Regions from separate parts of the Homo sapiens genome. Here region 2 is linked to region 1. A link is a contact called in ENCODE Hi-C or POLR2A ChIA-PET data. All regions are on one chromosome and are shown on one strand. Each heading gives the region's core, a stretch centred on a gene start or an enhancer-like site at or near the end of the contact. The rest is flanking DNA. Distances are from core to core; before and after follow the strand shown.

What was found. Hi-C counts contacts between places; a loop is a spot of excess contacts on that map. ChIA-PET counts read pairs that join two places held with the same protein, here RNA polymerase II (POLR2A). Pooled maps may share reads with other maps.
Region 2: a loop to region 1 is called in a pooled map, with 3 times the contacts of the local background. The contact joins two enhancer-like sites. A Hi-C loop is called at or near these places in 1 of 168 maps with a recorded cell type or tissue (psoas muscle) and 5 of 50 pooled maps. POLR2A ChIA-PET finds 5 or more read pairs at or near these places in 10 of 52 experiments (CD4-positive, alpha-beta T cell, CD4-positive, alpha-beta memory T cell, HepG2 and 6 more).

Annotation. Positions count from the first base shown.
Region 1 is chr9:71,681,719-71,688,743 of GRCh38, reverse strand. CEMIP2 (cell migration inducing hyaluronidase 2) reads left to right here. Exons shown (of 24, transcript NM_013390.3): 23 at 2,898-3,001; 24 at 3,351-5,378. The coding sequence ends at 3,547. Among named protein-coding and RNA genes, the nearest start is that of CEMIP2, 83 kb to the left of the region's middle. Within about 2 kb of position 3,208, at least 4 of the 41 ENCODE cell types and tissues checked have a DNase peak (open chromatin) inside an H3K27ac peak, as active enhancers do.
Region 2 is chr9:71,780,299-71,787,323 of GRCh38, reverse strand. No RefSeq gene overlaps it. Among named protein-coding and RNA genes, the nearest start is that of CEMIP2, 15 kb to the right of the region's middle. Within about 2 kb of position 4,008, at least 12 of the 41 ENCODE cell types and tissues checked have a DNase peak (open chromatin) inside an H3K27ac peak, as active enhancers do.

The sequences.
Region 1 (7,025 bases), core at 1,959-4,458:
TAGACTGCTGCACTAATTTTAGATTGTGTCACCACTGCTTTAGAAAGACTACAGTAGGCCAGGCACGGTGGCTCACACCTGTAATCCTAGCACTTTGGGAGTCTGAGGCAGGAGGATCACCTGAGGTCAGGAGTTCGAGACCAGCCTGGCCAACATGGTGAAACCTCATCTCTACTAAAAATACAAAAAACTAGCCGGCATGTTGGTGGCACCTATAATCCCAGCTACTCGGGAGGCTGAGGCAGGAGAACTGCTTGAACCTAGGAGGCAGTTTGCAGTGAGCCAAGATTGTACCACTGAACTCCAGCCTGAGCAACAGAGCGCGACTCTGTCTCTAAAAAAAAAAGAAAGAAAGAAAGACTACCATAAAGAACCCATACCAGCATGAAACTTAAGGTACTTAATCTTAAGAACCATCGAGACCCACATTAAGACATACCACACAAATTTCAACTTCCTGTAGGTATCCTTGATGACTCTGAAAATAAATCAATCTAATGTTACCTTTTAATTAATAAGAGCTACTCAGAGCCCCCTAAACACTGATTTGTTCTTGAAAATTTTTGTTTCAGTAATACCGGCCAAGAGTTCAGGCACAGTGGCTCATGCCTATAATCCCAGCACTTTGGGAGGCCATGGCGGGACGATTGCTTGAGGCCGGGAGTTCAAGACTAGCCTGGGCAATGTAATGAGACCCTGTCTCTATGAAAAATTTAAAAATTATCTGGGTATGTGGGCACATACCTGTAGTCTCACCTACTGAGGAGGCTAGGACAGGAAGATCCCTTGAGCCCAAGAGTTTGAGGCTGCAGTAAACTATACTTGCATCACTGCATTCCAGCTGGGGTGACAGAGCAAGGACCCTATCTCTAAAAAAACAAAAGAAAACAAAAATAGTTGCCCAGGCTGGAGTGCAGTGATGTGTCCACAGCTCAATGTAGTCTTGACCTCTCAGGCTCAAGTGACCCTCCTACTTCAGCCTTCCAAGTAGCTGGGACTACACGTGCACACCACCAGCCTGGCTGGTTATTTTTTGTTTTTGTTTTTGTTTTTAATTTTATTATTTTTCTAATTTTTTGTGGAGATGGAGTTTTGCTGTGTTTCCCAGGCTGGTCTTGAACTCCTGGGCTCAAATGATCCTCTCATCTCAGCCTTCCAAAGTGCTGAAATTAAAGGCATGAGCCACTGCACCCGGCTGGCCAAGAACATTTCTGATTAAAGTTTTTGAAAGAGTGAGTTTGTATGTGTACACACACACACACACACACACACACACACACAGAAAATAAATACATTATTAAATATATTGCTAAAGGATATGCAACAGAAGTTGAATAAAAGGAGAGACTCTGTTTCTGAATGGAAAATTAATAAATGTTAATTTCATGGACCAGTTTCATGGAAGATAATTTTTCCATGGACTGGAGGTGGAGGGGGATGGTTTCAGGATGATTCAAGTGCATTACATTTACTTAGTTAAAATATAAATTTGACACATTTCCATTAGTGTCCCAAAAGGTACTTTTCTACTGTACTTGACAGTTGATACTGTAGTTCATCTGGAAGAATAAATGAGAAAGTAGTAAAATATAAACAAATTACAGTAATACAAGGGCTTGTTTTTATCAAATATTAAAATGGACCGTGAAGCCATAGGCCAGCATAGTTTTGGCAGAGAAGAGCAAGATCAGAGAAGAACGGAGAATCCACAGATAGGTCCAAGTATGTATGTTGGCTTACTATGTGACAAAAATGGTAATTCAAACCATGGAAAACACATTTAGTCGTTTATTTATTTTTAGAATTGTGTTTATCCATTTATTTAATAAATAGATAATAGAACTTAAATAAATAGAGTATTTGAAACAAAACAAAACCATTCTCCCATGTTACAGTAGACTTACTCCCTGATAGACAATGGAGAAGGAAGGGTGAGGGGTGGATGACAGGAAATTACTGAATAGGCACAGTGTACATTATTTGGGTGATGGATACCCTAAGTGCCCTGACTTCACCACTATGCAATCCTATGTATGTAATGAAATTGCACTTGTGCCTCACAAATTTATACAAATTATAAACAACAACAACAACAATAGACTATTCCCTAAAAGAGCTGTGCCCCAGACCATCCACTAGGTCAGCAGTCCCCAGCCTTTTTGACATCAGGGACTGGTTTCATGGAAGATAATTTTTCCATGGACTGGAGGTGAAGGGGGATGGTTTCAGGATGATTGAAGCACATTACATTTACTGTGCACTTTTTTTCTATTATTATTACATTGCAATATATAATGAAATAATTACACAGCTCACCATAATGTAAAGTCAGTGGGAGCCCTGAGCTTGTTTTCCTGCAACTAGATGGTCCCATCTGGGGGTGATGATCAACAGATCATTGGGCATTAGATTCTCAGGAGCACACAACCTAGATCCCTCACATGTGCAGTTCCCAATAGGGTTCTGCTCCTATGAGAGTTGAATGCCACAGCTGACCTGACAGGAGGCGGAGCTCAGGCTGTAATGCAAGTGTTGTGGGGTGGCTGTAAATACAGATGAAGCTTCGCTCGCCTGCTCACCTCCTGCTGTGCAACTTGGTTCCTAATCTACTGGTACCCATCCATGGCCCAGGGGTTGGGAAGCCCTGCACTAGGTGAACGTACGTAAATGATTTGGTTTATGTATGCGTTACCCCTTGTAAGAGCAACGTGTGAAGCCCATGGTGGTGGGGTGGAAGAGTGGGAATTGGATGGAAAATCATCTAGACTTTTTTCTTTTTGGAGTTCTGCTTTTATCTAATATTTCTATTCAGCAGTCAGTTCAGAAAGATACTCAGTAGAAAGATACTCATGCTGAAGGATTGAAATTGGCTCTGACTTTCTAAATTTCACATACAGGTCCATTGTTCTGTTGAGCACAAGAGGAGAAATAAAGCAGTTAAACATTTCACACTTACTAGTACCTCTGGGATTAGCCAAACCAGCTCATCTTTATGACAAAGGTTTGTATTTGTATTATTTCATGAAGTTCTTACAGGGCCAGCAACATAGGTAATTTTATGGTGCAATTCAGCTACCAGACCATTTTCATGAGCTTGTTTGCTGGAGTGGGTATCATTAAGATGATTTCTAAATAAGGGCACAATGTGAGAGGAAGTGTGTTGGGATGTGGTTTGTTATCTGGGGCAAAAGGTGGGTGGTGAGAGTTCATTTGCTGATGTAAGGAAGTGCAGAGTTTTTTAATAGCTGCCTTTGTTTTGCTCACCTCCGACTCACCTCCTATATTCTCTTGCTGGAATGTAGCTATAAAAATTGATTTTTTTTCTTTTTCTTTTTTTTTTTTTTTTTTAGGGAGTACCATATTTTTGGGATTCAGTGGAAACTTTAAACCATCATGGACTAAGCTATTTACCAGTCCTGCTGGACAGGGCCTTGGGGTGCTTGAACAATTCATACCTTTGCAGCTGGACGAATATGGTTGTCCCAGAGCCACCACTGTCCGCAGAAGAGACCTGGAACTGCTAAAGCAAGCTTCAAAAGCACATTAGAGACTAACTGTAACTTAAGTGCTGGGGGAAAAAAAATGTGAACTAACTTATTTAATTTATGGCATTTTAAAATGACACTGTTAACCCAACGGAACCATTTTCCAGTTTGATACAGAATGGGGAGAAAAGAAAGCGTTTGAAATTATTGCTTGGATACCAGCTTCATGCACCTTCTAGTTGTACAAAATGTTAAAGACGTTGTTTGTATTTGTAAGGCTGGTGTATTCAGAGAGCAGATCTCTTATTCCTCACTTTCCACCCCCGTATTTTGTAATGACCATGAGCAATGTTTTTACTTTTTGTATAATGGGGTGGGGTGGAGTGGGGGCTTCTGAGAGTCAGCCTGAGGTCTTTAGAGGACCAGCTATTGTAGCACCTTGGATACTTGAAGTTTAATGCTCAGTTGGGTCGGGTGGCAGTTGACTTGGTGGCTGGCATGTTCAGCAGTGCCTGGGGCCCTGTTTCTGGGCAGCCTTTGAGGATTTTCTATGATATTGAATGACAGTTTTAAGTGGCAACTCAGGCCCAGCTCATGCCCTTTTTTGCCTGGACATGTGCTATTTTTATTCACTTATATATCAATTACTTGTAAGGGTTAAACTTTCAAACAGGAAGTATATTGGGACAAAAGGGCTCTTGGGGATTAGATATCCCTTTAATCTGTGACCATTGGGCAAAAAATTTTCCTGCAGCAAAAGTCTGAGGCTGTTGGGACCATTTTTGCAGCTTTAATCCTTAGCCTCTTTTGACTGTATATTTGTGTTTAAAATGCAGAGCTCAACTGAATATTTCCTTTTTTGTTTTGTTTTGTTTTGTTTTAAGAAGTAGGTTGTTTTCCTGAACCGTAAACTTGTATCATTTTAACTTGCACAAAGGAAGTCTGTTCTTGGTATTGCTCTTGCACTTGGGTTTTTTGTTATTGTTTTGTGTGGATTTTTTAAAGCTTTTCTGTTCACCCTCCTGCCAGGAAAATCCCAGAAAGCTTAATGATACCCCAAAATGATTACACCCAGGGAGGAAAAAAAGGAGCGCTTTCTAGGGTCAGAATCGTGGAGAGAATACTCAGAAATGAACCTCTTTAAAGCCTTGCAGGAATGAGTCACTCTTACTTAATGAAATGTTAAAGCCAATTAAAAAGCATGCTGTGATGCCCAGCTTCCCTTTCCACAGGGTGCATGCGTCTCCTGCTGGTGAATCACATGCGGCAAGAGGCAACTGGCTCCACAGCCTGGGATGCTGCCGTACCAAGAGGAAAGAAGCAGCAAAATGCCTTTACGTTGTTCTAAACCCCCGACGCATAAAGTGTAGAGGAGGGATGGCCAAGGGTGGGTGGTAGAAAGTGTGTTCAGGCTGACACTGGCAATGAGTACAGATAATTTCACTTTCCTCTTCTAGGGGCAAAGGCTGATGGCCTCTACCTTTGTATCCAGGAGAAACTGCAGAGCAGCCCTGTGACTTTACAAAATATGCTACCTCAAAGTGCTACCGATAAACCTTTCTAATTGTAAGTGCCCTTACTAAGGGCACATGTCTTAATCAAAGTTAGTTTTTTGTTTTCTGGTTTGTTTTTTTTTTTTGTATATTGATGAATGAGATCTTACCTATTAAATATATTATTGGATTATGGTTCCTGAAGGTCATTAGAGTGTGTGTGTGTGTGTGTGTGTGTGTGTGTGTTTTATGACTTAAATATCTTTACGTGTGTTTTTTAGAGCTTGGTTCTTTAAAGATTTGGAGAAGATATGTAAATTACCAAGGCACTTGGTTTTTCTGTTTTATATACTAATAATCAGGGCCTAAGTTAAATAAAAATATGTGTGCATGTATTTTATATATGTGTGTATGTGAATTTATTTATTATTTATTTTATTATTATTGTTATTATTTTTGAGATGGAGTCTCGCTCTGTCACCCAGGCTGGAGTGAGGTGATGCAGTCTCAGCTCGCTGCAACCTCCACCTCCCAGGTTCAAGTGATTCTCCTGCCTCAGCCTCCCAAGTAGCTGGGATTACAGGCACCCGCCACCATGCACTGCTAATTTTTGTATTTTTAGTAGAAGTGGGGTTTCACCGTGTTGGCCAGGCTGGTCTTGAACTCCTGACCTCAAGTGATACTCCTGCTTTGGCCTCCCAAAGTGCTAGCATTACAGGCATGAGCCACCGCGCCTGGCCTGTATGTGAATTTATATCTCTATCTATAAATTTAAAATTCCAGATTCCAGCTGTAAAGAAGTTACTGACGGAAGTGAGGAAGACACTTGGTGGACAGAATCCACCAAGTAAATATTGTAAGAGTAAGCTTCAGAAGGGCAGGGACTGTATTCTCCAAGGCAGAGGTTCTCCATCTTGGCTGCACACTGGAATTACCTGAGGAGCTTTAAAAAAAAATATAGAGGCCTGGACTTTACTCCCTTCCCCCCAGATTCAGATTTAATTGGTGTTGGGTGCAGCCTGAGCACTGGAATTTTTTTTAAAGCTCCCTGGATGATTCTAATATGCAGCCAGGTTTCGGAACCACGGCACTAATATAATAGGCCCACTGTTTAACTCCAGTCTGTAATTTTTTTGTGACTAAAACAAAATTGCATTTACCTATTATTTTTATTTGCATTTCCTATATTACTCACAAAACTCCCAGCCCTAAACAAAGCATTTCTCTATTGTCTCTTTTTAATAGAAGCTTTTAATACAGTTTTTAGTCCTCAGTCCTCTCAAATCATTAAATTGGTTCTATACACTGATATATACATTTCAGGGAATTGGGAGCTAGCAATCTGTTCTATTTCTACCAAGAAAATATATTCAAAGGTGATTTATAAGTTCATAAGCATTTTCCATCAGGTGAGGCAGTTGGTTGAGCTCCAAAAATGTGGTCGTCCACAAATCAGCCAGCTGACGAGCAACACAGAGGGCTCTCATGTATCCACAGACTAGGGTTTAAGTCTTTGCTGTGATTCCTGCCTCTCCACCTGAGTCAGCATGCCATATATTATCTTCAGAGGCTGGAAGAGAGTGCTGGCAAGAAGATGAAAGGCAGACGCACCATCTCATGGACTATGACTGCAAAGCAGCCTCTAAGCTGATGTTTAGACTCGGGGATGGGAAGAGAGGATTTATGACTCCTCTGTTCTCTAACTTCATCAAGAGACAACACATCCTCATGCCATTAAAGTGGGTTACTTTGTCTTGAGGAGGGGAAGGTAATGAAGTGACAGATCGAGGCTTGAGTGCTTTAGATAACTACAGTAGGTTTTCATTCCTTAAGAGATGAGGTCATGTTTGGATGTGTCTGGTTGAGAAGCATTTCAGTAAGAAGGAATGAGCTTAGTTAGTTCAAGTGTTTTTTTCTGTTGTTCCTAGTAGATAAACACAATACATAGATTCAATGATGACAATGTTTGTTAATTTCATCATGCAGAGTTGGAGCTTACTTCTGGAATTCTTATTTGGTTTCCAGATACTTATTAAACAATGTTTAA
Region 2 (7,025 bases), core at 2,759-5,258, 98 kb before region 1:
ATGTATACTTTCACGGCTTAACAGTTCAATTTTTCTCTATTGCTATAAAAACAATTTTAGTTATTCTTGGAAAAGAGAAAGGTTGTATTGACAAAACCTTGCAATTATAAGATAGAGTTATGAGTTTTTCTGCCTAAATTAAGGGACATTGTACACAACCACTGTCCTGTCCTGTTCAACATTCATGTCACAAAAGACAGAAAGGCTGAGGAACTGCTCCAGATTAACAGGAACTAAAGAGACATTACAACTAAATGCAATTCCTGAATTCCGCTTGGGTCTTGAATTCTGGATTTTGGGAAAATTCTATAAAGGCTATTGTTGAGCCAACTGAGTTTGAAATATGGACTGTGTGCTAAATTTTCTGAATTTGATGATTACGTTGTGGTTATGTTAAAAAAATTCTGTTTCCAAGAGTTACACGCTGAAGTATTTAAGTGTTAAAGGGAGTGAAGTCTGCCATTTATTTTCAAATAGTTCAGAAAACAACAACAACAACATATAACTGTGAAGACAGACAGAAAGAGATCAATTTAGAAAAGTAAATGTAGGCTGGGCACCATGGCTCATGCCTGTAATCCCAGCACTTTGGGAACCCAAGGCAGGTGGATTGCTTGAGTCCAGGAGTTCGAGACCAGCTTGGGCAACATGGTAAAACTCTGTGTCTACAAAAAATACAAAAATTAGCTGGGAATTTTGGCATGTGCCTGTAGTCCCAGTTACTCAAGAGGCTGAGGCAGGAGGATGGCTTGAGCCCAGGAGGCAGAAGTTGAAGTGAGCTGTGATCGTGCCACTGCACTCCAGCGTGGGCAACAGAGCGAGATCCTGTCTCAAGAAAAAACAAACAACAAAAGTAAATGTAGCAAAGCGTTAACAACTGATGAATCTGAGTGAAGGGTACACGAGAGTTTTCTAACTATCCTTGCAACTTTTGTAAGTTTGCAATAATTTCAAAAAAATGAAAAGAAAAAAATTTTAAAGTCTCTTTTAGAGCACATTTAACTTTTCTTTCCAAGTGGTGTGGAGTGGGATATGATCAAAGACAATTTTAGCTGTTAAATTTCAGTCAAATGTGAGATGAGACCCTTTCCACAATTTATGACTCTCATATACCACATTATCTGTTCAGTGAAAGGGAATGAATGAAGGAAAAGATAAAAATGCAAAAATAAAATAGACAAAGGCATTCAAGTGAAAAATAAAGAATTAGTGACTGTCTTCTAACAGATTAACTCCGTACTAAGAAAAATTTAACTAATAAAAAATAGAATAGTAGACACCGGGTGCGGCGTCTCATGCCTGTAATTCTAGCACTTTGGGAAGCCTAGACGGCTGGGTCTCTTGAAGTCAGGAGTTTGAGACCAGCCTGGCCAACATGACAAAACTCCATTTCTACTAAAAATACAAAAATTAGCTGGCGCATGCCTATATAGTCTCAGCTACTCAGGAGGCTGAGGGACAAGAATCTCTTGAACCTGGGAGGTGGAGGTTGCAGTGAGCCGGGATCATGCCACTGCACTCCAGCCTGGTGACAGAGTGAGGCTCTGTCTCAAAAAAAAAAAAAAAAAAAAAGAATAGTATAATGAACACCCACTTATCCATAACCTAGAGTTAACAATTGCCAACATATTACCATATTTATTATTTATTATTCATGTATTATTTTTTGCTAATGTATTTTAAAGTAAAGATGTTGCCAGGTATGGTGGCTCAGGCCTGTAATCTCAGCGCTTTGGGAGGCCGAGGCAGGAGGATTGCTTGAGCCTAGGAGATTGAGACCAGCCTGGGCAACATAATGAGACCCCTGTCTCTACAAAAATTACAAAAAAAAAAAATTAACTGAGCATAGTGACTCATGCCTGTGGTCCCAGCTACTTGGGAGGCTGAGGTGGAAGGATCGCTTGAGCTTGGGGGGTTGAAGCTGCAATGAGCCATGATTGCACCAGTGCACTCCAGTGTGGGTGACAGAATGAGACCTCATCTCAAAAACGAAAACAGATGTCATGATCTTTTGCCCCTAATACTTCAGTGGGAACATCTAAAAACACACATTTTTTTCTTCTTTTTTAAAATTTATTTTACTTTTAAGTTCTGGGAGACATGTGCAGAATGTGCAGACTTGTTACATAGGTATACATGTGCCGTGATGGTTTGCTGCACCTATCAACCCGTCATCTAGGTTTTAAGCCCCGCATACATTCGGTATTTCTCCTAATGCTCTCCCTCCCCTTGCCCCCCACCCCTGACTGGCCCTGGTGTGTGAAGTTGCCTTCCCCGTGTCCATGTATCCTCATTGTTCAACTCCCACTTATGAGTGAGAGCATGAGGTGTTTGGTTTTCTGTTCCTGTGTTAGTTTGCTGAGAATGATGGCTTCCAGCTTCATCTATGCCCCTGCAAAGGACATGAACCAACTCTTTTTTATGGCTGCATAGTATTCCATGGTGTATATGTGACACATTTTCTTTATCCAGGCTATCATTGATGGGCATTTGGGTTGGTTCCAAGTCTTTGTTATTGTAAATAGTGCTGAAATAAACATATGAAAACACATATTTTTTAAAAAAATTTTTTCTTTTTTTTTCCTAAACAATTATGTGGATTAAAATTTCTTTTCTTTATATAACATCATTAATATTCCTAATATAGTTTGGATACTTGTCCCCTCCAAATCTCATGTTGAAATTTGATCCTCAATTTTGGATCATGGGGGTAGATCTCTCATGAAGGGCTTTCTGCCGCCCTCACGGTGGCAATGAGTGACTTTTCCCTCTATTAGTTCCTCTGAGATATGATTTCTAAAAAGAGCCTGGCACCTTCCTTCCCTCTCTCTTGCTCCCTGTCACCTTCCACCGTGAATGAAAACTGCCTGAGGTCCCCACCAGAAGCAGATGCTCAATGCCATGCTTCTTGTACAGCCTCTAGAAACATGAGCCAAATAAACCTCTTTTCTTAATAAATTACCCAGCCTCGGGTATTCTTTTATAGCAACCCAAAATGAACTAAGACAATAGCTAACAAGATTAACAATAATTCCTTAAAGCACCTGATTCCTTGTCCATATTGAAATTTCTTCATTTGATCCCAAATGTGTCTTCCATTGATCCACTCAGATAAAGATCCAGTCAAAGACTACATGTTGTACTTGATTATTGTGCATTTTAAGTCTCTCGTGGTCTGAAACAGTTCCCTTCCTTGCTCTGGCCTGTAACTATTTTCCTCTTTTGACCAGCAAATAATCTGTGGTGGCAGGGTGGAGAGGGTGTCAATACAAAGTTTGACTAAGGTTGAGTATATATAACATGGGCTAATCATACAAAAATATTTTACTTATTTATTTATTTATTTTTGAGACAGAGTCTCGCTCTGTCACCCAGGCTGCAGTGCAGTGGTGTGATCTTGGCTCACTGCAACCTCCACCTGCCAGGTTCTAGTGATTCTTGTGCCTCAGCCTCCCGAGTAGCTGGGATTACAGGCATGTGCCACTGCACCCAGCTGAAAAATCTTTTATTTAAACGCCACTGATGTTTGTCTTTCCTAGAAACAAACTGAATATGAACATGGAAGTCAGTATTATTTTTACTATTTTCTCCAGCAGAATGACTTTACCACTCTCAACTTGTGGTTAGCACGAGATATTACATCTAGATACTTCCGAAGGCAGAGGGGAGCAAGAGAAGAAAAGTCATATTAGGACCTAATAATCCTCTTGTTCCCCTCAAAATCCAAACCCCAAATCTAAATCGGTGATACCGACTTTTAAAAGCAAAGCTGCAAATAGGTGATGTGGGTCCCCTCTCCCTCCCCCACTCCAAACAACTTGAGCCTTGTGTAAGCAGCTGCCAGACCTGCCCCGGGGCAAGGAAGAGCATGCAGCAGGTCAGGACGGTATATGACATGCTGGCACAAACACCCGTTGTCCCACCTCCACCCTTTCCACCCTCCGTGCGTCAGCTCCCCTGCAGCACATGCCGTGAGCAACTGTGCTGCTGACAGTGTTATTTCCTGTCACGAAATGAAATGTGTAAATGAAAGTACAAAAGAATGGAGGGATGACTGGTGGCCCTGTCACACTGGTGACACCTAGGGCCTAGCTGTAGGAAACATGTCTGGCTGGCTGCCCCGCCTCCTCACGCCAGTGCTTTTCCCAGCCTGAGCATCTCCATCTCTCAGTGATATGCTGTCCAGGCTTGGAACATTCTGCTCCTTTGGCCACTCCAGGTGTGGGCATCTCTTGCCTCCTGTTTTACATTGGTTTTTCAGTCTGTCACAGTTGAATCCCTTTAGCTGTTCACACTGTACTGAGATTATGGGCCCATGGATCTCTGTGCTGGAAGGGATGTCATTGGCACCAGCACCCACCCAACAAATAGTGGAATGTCCTTGTCACTATTGCTTATATGCAGTTGGTGAAGTGGTTAAGAGCAAAGACACCCTTGGTTCACATTCCTGGCACCTACTGGCTATATAATCTTACACAAATTACTTAGTCGCTTTTAGTTTCCTCATTTGTAAAATGTGTGGATTGGCAGGATGAATATCTATCTGTAAAACACACACAGCAGTGCCTAGCTCATAGCAAGCATTCTATAAGTGTTGCTATTTGCATATACCTGTCCAATCTCTTCATAAACACATCCAGGGATGTGAAGCTCATGAAGCTACCTTTACAAGGAAGCAAGCTCATAAAACAAGACATTTAATCTTTGGTGAATTCCAACAATCAGATACAGCTCCTTATAGTGTGTGATTATTATAGGGAAAGAAGGAAATGTGTTGCCAAAAATATACTGGGCCTTGTGGAAGATTTTTGGCTACATTCTTGTCACCTTGTGGAATTATTTATTCCCATTTTATCAATTTGCATGTGGCAAAACTGAAGCACAGAGGATTTGGGAAATTTGTCCAGAGTCAAACAATGAGTAGATGGTTGAGTCAGGATTTGAACTTGGGCTTTTTAGACTCTAGCATCTTCAAATATTGGAAGATAGTAGTCATTTTCCAATGAGACTTTAGTTTTTCACAGTGGTTGGCACATAATAAGTTATCAAATGATAGATATTGTGATCTATTTGTTTGTTTTGTTTTTTGAGACAGGGTCTTGCTCTGTCACCCAGGCTGGAGTGCGGTGGCACTATCATGGCTTACTGTAGCCTCAACTTCCCAGGGTCAAGGGATCCTCCCACTTCAGCCTCCTGAGTAACTGGGACCACAGGCGTGTGCCACCACGTGAAGCAAATTCTCGTATTTTTTGTAGAGATGGGGTTTCACCATGTTGCACAGGCAGGCTGGTTTTGAACTTCGGGCGACCTGCCTCGGCCTTCCAAAGTGTTAGGATTACAGGCATGAGCCATCATGCCTGGCCATGACTGTTAGTTTCTATAATACTTTGTATGTTGTCAAGGCCCTTTTGAACCATCCCTTCCTGCATACAATATGCATTTATTCGAACCCTCCATCAGATGCTTGGCTTAGGCTCTTCTTGGTCATGGCCAGGATGGAGTGCTCCTGAAGCAGCCTGTTTCATTTTGGATAGCTCTTATAATTGGCTTTATTCATTTATTTATTCAATGAATATCTAATGAGAGCTGAGATCTCAGTATGTCAAGCACTGAGCTATACACTGGGGATACAATGGGAAATGAAAACAGCAAATTCTTCAAAAGAGTGAAACATATTTTGCATAGATTGATCTTCCACCTACTGCTATCACTTCTGCCCTCTGAAGCAACAGAAACAAAAGGTTAATTTGTGCTCCCCACAATAGCTCTTCATATATTTGAAGATGGTTTTTCAGTTTCCTGTGTGACTAAGATTTTTTTTCTCCAGGCTCTCCTTGTAACAGTAGTATTTTCTTTAATACTGCAGATGATCCAAAGATGATGAAAGAAAATAGGTCTTATTTACTTTTTCTGAGACTCTGTTTTCTTATCTGTGAAATGAGGATAATTATACCCAACAGATGATATTGTATTACTTGTCTGAAACAGAGTAAACATGTCTGTGCATTAGTGTGCATTAACAACATTAAATAACTTTAACTATGCAAACGTGTACTATGTATTCTTATAAATGGGTCAGATTGACTAATTTACTGCGTAACCACTCTGTGGGGGTAGGTAATGAATATTCTTATTTTACAGAGAAGACAATGAAAGCACAGAGAGGTTAAGTGACTTGTCCAAGGTCACACAGCTAGTAAGTAATACAGCTGAAACTGGATCGGAGACAGCATGGCTTGAGAACACTGGTTGAAAGTCATTTTTATACTAGAAGGGGCTGAATGAGGGAGAAGAGTCAAGTGTTCAAAAGGTAAAAGGTAAATTAAAGTCCAAACTTGGAGTCTCATCTTTCACCAGTGGTATGTATCAGCTACTATTTTAAATAATTACCTACAGTTTGAAATTCAGTCTCTCAGATTCACAGTCTGGATATCTGGCCTTAAATGGGGCTTCCTTGTTCCCTGTTTGCAGCATCCAGTCCATTTAGCTCCCGCCTCACATGTTCTGGCTCTCTTTATATCCCAATGTACAGTTATTGGCAGCAAATATTAGTTAGTATTTTTTCTCGACACATCATTTGTATGTTTCTTTCACTGCTTCAAGTCACAGCTTACAAACGTATCTTTTCACTTAAGTGTGGTTTTCTTGATATAGTTTGGTTTTTAGCTATTTACCACTCTAAATTTGTCTGCTAAACAGGGAAAGCATAGTTTCAACTTAAATCATAAACAAAGGGATAATTTTCTTTCTTTCTTTCTTTCTTTTTTTTTTTTTTTTTTTTTTGAGACAGAGTCTTGCTCTGTTGCCCAGGCTGGAGTGCAGTGGTGCGATCTTGGCTCACTGCAGCCTCTGCCTCCCGGGTTCAAGTGATTCTCCTGCCCCAGCCTCCTGAGTTGCTGGGATTACAGGCACACACCACCACACCTGGCTAATTTTTGTATTTTTAGTAGAGACGAGGTTTCACCATGTTAGCTAGGCTGGTCTCGAACTCCTGACCTCAAGTGATCCACCCACCTCGGTCTCCC